Linked DNA regions of Homo sapiens: region 2 is linked to region 1. Evidence: read pairs that join two places in POLR2A ChIA-PET (ENCODE). Cell type or tissue: B cell. All regions are shown on one strand.

The links. Peaks named below come from ENCODE experiments on the same cell type or tissue, not always from the same donor. Only the 100,000 strongest peaks of a DNase experiment are listed, where the experiment ranks them.
Region 2: POLR2A ChIA-PET joins it to region 1 with 6 read pairs; 16 of 35 experiments call an interaction of 5 or more read pairs at or near these places.

The regions. Positions count from the first base shown.
Region 1 is chr19:10,391,381-10,395,380 of GRCh38, forward strand. It overlaps CDC37 (cell division cycle 37, HSP90 cochaperone), which reads right to left. Exons shown (of 8, transcript NM_007065.4): 4 at 3,848-3,963; 5 at 3,641-3,763; 6 at 1,879-2,061; 7 at 1,706-1,777; 8 at 1-326. The coding sequence ends at 171. Among named protein-coding and RNA genes, the nearest start is that of MIR1181, 10 kb to the right of the region's middle. In B cell, no CTCF peak of the experiment used is centred here; DNase peaks (open chromatin) are centred at 161, 1,751 and 2,241.
Region 2 is chr19:10,308,911-10,312,910 of GRCh38, forward strand. It overlaps ZGLP1 (zinc finger GATA like protein 1), which reads right to left and starts at 905. Exons shown (of 5, transcript NM_001409033.1): 1 at 439-905. The coding sequence starts at 575. It overlaps FDX2 (ferredoxin 2), which reads right to left. Exons shown (of 5, transcript NM_001397406.1): 4 at 1,943-2,030; 5 at 1,135-1,732. The coding sequence ends at 1,576. It overlaps FDX2-ZGLP1 (FDX2-ZGLP1 readthrough), which reads right to left. Exons shown (of 9, transcript NR_176052.1): 4 at 1,943-2,030; 5 at 439-1,732. In B cell, no CTCF peak of the experiment used is centred here; no DNase peak of the experiment used is centred here.

The DNA.
Region 1 (4,000 bases):
GCTGGAGAGTGGAGACAGTGGAGAGGCCAGGGAGGGCTGGGCGGGCCCCCCAGGCTGGGCCGAGCAGCGCAAGTAGAGGAAGTCAGGAGCGGGCGAGATGGCATCTATCTGTTTTCTGAAAAGGGGCACATAGGGGCCTGGAAGCAGGTGGCGGTGGTAGCTGGGGCAGGTCACACACTGACATCCTTCTCATCGCCCGTCTTGGGAACAGCTTCCAGTAATGGGTCCCCAGGACCTGCCTCCTCTCCCTCCTTGGCCTCGCTGGCCTTAGAGTTGGGGACCCAGAGGCCAGAGTCAATGCAGCGCTGCATGTGGTACTTTGCGTCCTGTGAGGAGAAGGCAGGCAGATGAGGTGGGGCCGCCAGCCGGTGGTCCCCGTTGTCCCCGTTGTCCCTTGCACATCCCCAAGCTGGCTTCCTGCCTATTGATATTTTACCTATTTGAGACGGAGTCTCACTCTGTCACCCAGGCTGGAGTGCAGTGGTGCAATCTCGGTTCACTGCAACCTCCACCTCCCAGGTTCAAGTGATTCTCCTGCCTCAGCCTCCCAAGTAGCTGGGGTTACCGACGCCTGTCACCATGCCTGGCTAATTTTACTTTTAGTAGAGATGGGGTTTTGCCATGTTGGCCAGGCTGGTCTTGAACTCCTGCCCTTAGGTGATCTGCCTGCCTTGGCCTCCCAAAGCACTGAGATTACAGGCGTGAGCCACCGTACCCAGCTGGAAATTTAAATTTTATTTAACTTTAATTTAAATTTAGATAGTGCAATCTAGAACAAAAGCCAGCAAATTTTTTTTTGGTAAAGGGACAGACTAAATATTTCTGGTTCCGTGAGCCATATGGTCTCCATCACGACTCAACTCTGCTGTGGTAGAGCAAGATCGGTTGTAGATGATAGGGAAACAATTGAGTGTGGCTTCTTTGTTCTAATAAAACTTTATTATAAAGACAGGCAGTGAGTCTGGGAGCTGCGGTTTGCAGAACCTGGTCTAGATGGCTATGCCCATAGAAGCTTCTAGAAACTCAGGGCCAGTCCTGCAGCTAGACCCATTTTACAGACGAGAAAACCAGTGTGATCAACCAGTGAGCCAAGTGGTAGGAATAGGATCAAACAGTGTCCTACTTAGATTCAACGTCTATTACCACTTCCAAAAATATAGCCAGTGAGACCTTGTCTTTATAAAAACATAATTTAAAAAAAAATTAGCTAGATGTCATGGTGTCAGCCTGTAACCCCAGCTACTTGGGGAGGCTGAGGTGGGAGGATCACTTGAGCCTGGGAGGTCGAGACTGCAGCCTGGGTGAGAGAGGAAGACCCTGTCTCTCAAAAACAAGTAGACAAAATCCAATTAACAGCCAGCGTTTACCAGCCCCTGCCATGTGCTCACCTCCCTTTCCCACGCATTTTGTGAGCTGATATTGAGAGAAAATGTGGTTTGGATAAGGAAACTGAGGCTGGACTCAGTCACAGTAACAGTGACAGTCACGAAGGACATGCGCTCAAAGCTCAGCATTTATCTGCTGGATACTGGGATACAGTAGGTGCTCAATATATGTGGGTGTGTGCCAAGGTGACACGACCCCCCTTACTCCTTGGAGAAGCCTTGGAGGGGCACTTTCACCAGCCGGCTTCAGAGACTTGGGACACAGGGCTGGGGGAGACACACGGCCCGCCGGGAAGGCATGGGGCGCGGGGGTTACTCACGGTGGGGTCCATCTTGCTGATGGCGTCCTGCAGCATCTGCACGTCCTTCACATCGAAGCACTTCTGGAGTTCCTGGGGGTACAGAGGGGCTGGGGTCAGGGGCTGGGTCCCTGTGGCCCTGGGGGGTCCCGCTCAGGGTCTTCCTGCTGCCCGCCTGGGCCGGGGAGCCCCACCTCAGGGAGGGACTCGTAGACCTCGACGGGGTCCAGGCCGCCGGGGCCGAGCCGCTTCTTGCGCTCCTCCTCCTCGTACTCCTTCATGGCCTTCTCGATGCGCAGCTTGGCACGGCCCCGCACACGCTCCTTGAAGGCTTCCAGCTCGTCGTTGAAGCCCTCCATGTACTGGCGATCGGCTGTCTATGGGGGTTGGGCAGTGCTCACTGGACCTGGCCCAACGCTCAGGAGGGACTGGGGGGCCCAGGACCCTCCAGCCACAGCTCCTCAGAGGCGCCCCACGGTTCCCCAAGTCTATTCCTGACCTACATGAAGGGCTCCCCAAGGCCTGGGCTCCCCCGCCGGGGACCTCATCTGGCATTTGCCAAAGACCACCTGCTTGGGAGCCCTGCTCTACTGCAGATCTGAGACACTCATGTCCTCAGTGTCCCTGCATGGGCACCTCTAACTCAACATGGCCACCTCCCAGCCTGCCTTGTCCTTGGTCTCCCTAATCTCGGTAAGGATAGCCCTGTTCCTCCAGGTACGCAGGTTAAAAATCCTAGAGGCTAGGCCGGGCGCGGTGGCTCACGCCTGTAATCCCAGCACTTTGGGAGGCCGAGGCGGGCGGATCACGAGGTCAGGAGTTCGAAAACATCCTGGCTAACACGGTGAAACCCCGTCTCTACTAAAATACAAAAAATTAACCGGGCATGGTGGCACATGCCTGTAGTCCCAGCTACTCAGGAGGTTGAGGCTGGAGGATCGCTTGAACCCAGGAGGCGGAGGTTGCAGTGAGCCGAGATCGTGCTACTGCACTCCAGCCTGGGCAACAGAGTGAGACTCCATCTCAAAAAAAACAAAACAACAACAACAAAAAAACCCTGAGGCTGGCAGGCACCTGTAATCCCAGCTACTTGGGAGGCTGAAGCACTAGAATTGCTTGAACCCGGGAGGCAGGGGTTGCAGTGAGCTGAGATCACGCCACTGCATTCCAGCCTTGGTGACAGAGCAAGACTCTGTCTCAAAAATGAACTAAAACCCAAAACCCTAGAGGCACCCTCACCTTTGTCCTTTACCCACATATTCACCTGGGTACCTTCAGCACATCCTACTGCTCCCACATTTTTTTGTAATGCAGTTTTGCTCTGTCACCCAGGCTGCAGTGCAGTGGCAAACCACAGCTCAAACTCCTGAGCTCAAGTGATCCTCCTGCCTCAGCCTCCCAAATAGTTGGGACTATAGTACTCAGTCACCAAGCCTGGCCTGACCTCCACTTTTATTTAATTAATTAATTTATTTATTTATTTATTTTTGAGATGGAATTTCGCTCTTGTTGCCTAGGCTGAAGTGCAATGGCACGATCTCGGCTCACAGCAACCTCTGCCTCCCAGGTTCAAGCGATTCTCCTGCCTCAGCCCCCCGAGTAGCTGGGATTACAGGCACACACCACCATGCCCGGCTAATTTTGTATTTTCAGTAGAGATGAGGTTTCTCCATGTTAGGCTGGTCTCAAACTTCCAACCTCAGGTGATCTGCCCACCTCAGCCTCCCAAAGTGCTGGGATTACAGGCGTGAGCCACTGCGCCCGGCCTCCACTTTTAAAGTCTGGCAGAATCTGCCCACTTCTCTCCTCCTCCCTGGCCCCACCCTCTCCTGATCTAGGATGCGGTGACTGGAGGGGCTTGAGTCCCAGTGGAGAGGAGTCGGCCTTACCTAGAGCATTGTGGGCTGGTTCCCTGGGGAGGGGGCCTCCAGCCACCTGGCAGCTCAGGGACCCTACCTTAATCTTAGTGAAGAACTGCCGGAAGCAGGCCCGGGGGTCCACCTTTAGGCTCTTGGCCAGCTCCAGGATAAATTGCATGACGATTGTCTGGTGGGCCACCTGCTCCATGAGTGCACATTTCTGCCAGGAAGAACAGGCACAGCGTCACCAAGTGGCGGCCTCATGGCAGCGCCTTTTCACAGTCCCGGGGAAAGCTCCACTCACCTCCTCCACCTCTAGGTCAATGCACCAAATGACCAGGTAATTGGCTGTCTCCTCGCACACCAGGTGGACGTTGTCTGACAGGTACTTTTGGCTGTCATCCCAGCGGCGAAGCATGCCTGTGGGAAGATGCTGGCAAGGTGCTGGAGGGCCCTG
Region 2 (4,000 bases), 82 kb before region 1:
TCACTCTGTACCCCCGCCTGGAGTGCAGGGGCGTGATCAGGACTCAGTGCAGCCTAGAACTCCTGGGCTCGACCGATCCTTCCGCCTCAGCCTCCCGAGTAGCTGGGACTTACAGGCACGCGCCACCACGCCGCTGGCTTGCCATAATATGATTACGATTTTTATCATTTTCATTATTATTGAGTTGCCCTCCATAACCCCTGGATGATCCCTGGGGAGTGCCTACATCAGCCCCAGAGACATGGAATTGCATGGCCTCTGATCCCTAGATGACCCCAAGTGTCTCTGGGCACCAGAACCTCTTTGTAAGTTTCAGTAACTATTATAAAATTGCCACTTCTCGATAACCCCAGCAAAGAGAGGTCATGACCCCTTGATCACTGAGCCAGGTGGTGAAGTGCTAGCGGGGTCCGGGGAATGGGGTTTGGCCTTACGCACCTCTCACTGATTCTGCAGCATCCTGGGGTCCTCGGCTTCTCCTGGGAGGGGGATCCTCCCAGCCGCTCCAGGTTCAGACAGGGCGGCGCCAGAAGCTTTGCTGGCATTGAGGAGTCCGGGATTGGCTCGGCCTCCATTGCGCCCCAGCCCAGCCCCCTCCCTAATTTCACCCGGCCCTGTCCCGCTGGGCCCACCCGATGAAACCCACCTGGGAGGGGCGGGACCTGTGTGGTGGGAGCGCTCTTGGTAGAGGATGCGATGAGCCCCAGCTGAGAGCGACCAGCCTCGGCGGCACCTTTCCTCTTTCTGGCTTTTTTCAGGTCATCCGCGCACCCCTGCGTGGCAAGGGCGGCCTGGACCCCACCAAATCCCTCCGCAGCTGCCGGGGCGGGGCCTTCCACGCTAGCCCTCCCCCTCGGAAATGGGGGCTCCCAGGCCTCTGCCTTGGATCCCCAGCGGCATCTTAGATCCCAGAGGGAAAAGAGAACCGGGGGCCCAGCACAGCAGATGCAGGTGTGGTTTGTTTTTGTTTTTGTTTTTTTTTTTTTTGAGACAGGGCCTCACTCTGTCACCCAGGCTGGAGTGGAATGGCCTGATCACCGCTCCACTGCAGCCTAAATCCCCTGGGCTCAAGTGATCCTCCCACCTCAGTCTCCCGAGTAGCTGGGACTACAGGCACTTACCACCACTCCACGCTAATTTTTACTGTTTTTATAGAGACGAGGTCTCGCCATGTTGCCCAGGATGGTCTTAAGCTCCTGGCCTCAAGTGATCCTCCCATCTTGGCTTCCCAAAGTGCTAGGATTACAGGTGTGAGCCACCTGTAGACCCCAGATCTGTCCCCCAAGGACACTCAACATGCTGGGGCCTGTGTTATCGATTTATTGCAGCTCCAATATGAGTCCACTCCTACTCAAACCCTGATTCTCAGGGGCCTGGGGAAGGCCACCCCACTAGGGGCCCTGTCCCCACCAGAGCCTGGACATGGGACTCTCTCCCAAGCAGGGGTGTTGTCCTTCACAGGGGCTTCCACGTCTCTCCCGGGCCTGTCCGCACTCTGGGCAGGGCTGGCACCTGGCTATTCCCTCAATCTGGGCCCTGGGGCCATGGCAATGTGGAATGGTCCAGGTGTTCATGTCAGTGGGGCTTGGGGACATGGCCATCCACGTAGAAGTTCCTGGTGATCTTGGGCAGGGTGAATTCCGCTCCTTCCAGCTCCGGTGTCAGCACAATCTGGCAGCCCAGCCGCGAGTTCTCCTGGAGGAGGGGGGCCATGTCTAGCATGTCGTCTTCCCTAGGGTGGTGACACGGGCAGTGTTAGCCGAGGGCAAGCTAGCTGGGTGGGTGGGGGGCCAGAGGTGGGGGAGGGAGGAAGCTGACTGAGCGCAGGGGGTAGTGGTGGGGGAGGCAGCTCCCATTCCAGGAACTGGAAGTGGGGAGGATGGTGGGGGCTGCTGAATGCTCCAGGGTGAAGCTGCCAGCTAGACAGGGCTGACCCACTCACCTCTCCTCGGGAGGAGGCAGGAGATCCAGGTGGTCTTCACTCACATACACATGGCAGGTGGAGCAGGCCAGGGAGGCTTCACAGGCCCCTAGGGGTGGGAAGTGAAGGGGGCGCAGGTGAGTGGCAGAGTCAGGAAGGGGCTGCTATGCGAATGGCGTAGAGGAGTAGACCTCTCTTCCACCACGTGCCTCACGTCTCCCTCCTGGGCCTGCAGCTCCACTGTGTGTACCAGGCACTGTGTCATGTCCTCAATGTCCTCAGCTAGCTGTTCCCCAGTGTGTAGGGTTTACAAACGGACATCTGGGAGGCCCCATTTCCCAGGGACTCCCTAGCAGGCTGAGATGCAGAACCATTAAGGAGCAGGGACTTGGCTGCCAGGTAGCTGAGAGGGGAAAGGCCAGGCAGGCTCCCCGCAGTCTGTGAGCCCTTGCTGTGACCCTATCACTGTGCTGGGCTAATGTGTCCCCACCTCTCCACTGCTCTTGGAGGATGGACCGGCTGACTCAGCAGTCAGTGTGGTGGGGGAAGGAATCAGGCATTAGGATTTTGTTTTTTTTTTTTTTGAGATGGAGTCTTGTTCTGTTGCCCAGGCTGGAGTGCAGTGGCACGATCTCGGCTCACTGCAAGCTCTGCCTCCCGGGTTCACGCCATTCTCCTGCCTCAGCCTCCCAAGTAGCTGGGACTACAGGTGCCTGCCACCACGCCTGGCTAATTTTTTTATATTTTTTTAGTAGAGCTGGGGTTTCACCATGTTAGCCAGGATGGTCTTGATCTCCTGACCTCATGATCTGCCCGCCTCAGCTTCCCAAAGTGCTGGGATTACAGGCGTAAGCCACTGCACCCGGCCAGGATTTTTTTTTTTTTTTTTTGAGACAGGGTCTCACTCTGTTGCCCAGCCTGGAGTGCCATGGCTCAGTCATAGCTTACTGCCTCAACCTCCCGGCTCAAGCGATCCTCCCACCCCAGCCTCCCGAGTAGCTGGGACTACATGTGCGCACCACCACACCTGGCTAATTTTTTTTTTTTTTTTTTTTTGAGGTGGAGTTTCGCTCTCTTTGCCCAGGCTGGAGTGCAATGGTATGATCTCGGCTCAATGCAACCTCTGCCTCCCAGGTTCAAGTGATTCTCCTGCCTCAGCCTCCCAAGTAGCTGGGATTACAGGTGCCCACCATCACGCCCAGCTAATTTTGTATTTTTAGTAGAGATGGGGTTTTGCCATGCTGGCCAGGCTGGTCTTGAACTCCTGACCTCAGGTGATCCACCTATCTCGGCCTCCCTAAGTGCTGGGATTACAGGTGTGAGCCACCGCACCTGGCCATATTTTTTTTTTTTTTTTTTTTTTTTGTAGAGACGAGGTTCACCATGTGGCCCAGGCTGGTCTCAAACTCCTAAGCTCAAGCAATCTGCCTGCCTTGGCTTCCCAAAATGCTGGGACTACAGGCATATGCCACTGCACCAGACCAGGAATTAGGGTTGAAAGAGACAGAACCTGAAGTTTTCTGCTGACCACCTGCCCTTGGTCACACCCCCACATCCTCTGATCACAGAGACCGGTGCTTGGGGATCATGTCCCTCCTGGCCTAAAACTTTCCAAAGGGTTTTCACACTCAGAATAAAATCCAAACTCCTTCACTTAGTCTTGCAGTTCCCCCATCCCCCTCATTCATTCCTTTGTTTTCCTTTGTAATTTTTTTCTTAGAGATGGAGTCCCGCTCTGTTGCCCAGGCTGGACTGCAGTGGCGTGATCTCGGCTCACTACAAGCTCCGCTTCCCGGATTCACGCCATTCTCCTGCCTCCGCCTCCCAGAGCAGCTGGGACTACAGGCGCCTGCCACCATGCCTGGCTAATTTTGTTTTTGTATTTTTAGTAGAGACAGGGTTTCACCATGTTAGCCAGGATGGTCTTGATCTCCTGACCTCGTGATCCGCTCGCCTCAGCCTCCCAAAGTGCTGGGATTACAGGCGTGAGCCACCACACCTTGCCAGGCCACTTACCTCTACTAGCCCGGCACAGTGGCTCATGTCTGTAATCCCAGCACTTTGGGAGGCCAAGGCAGG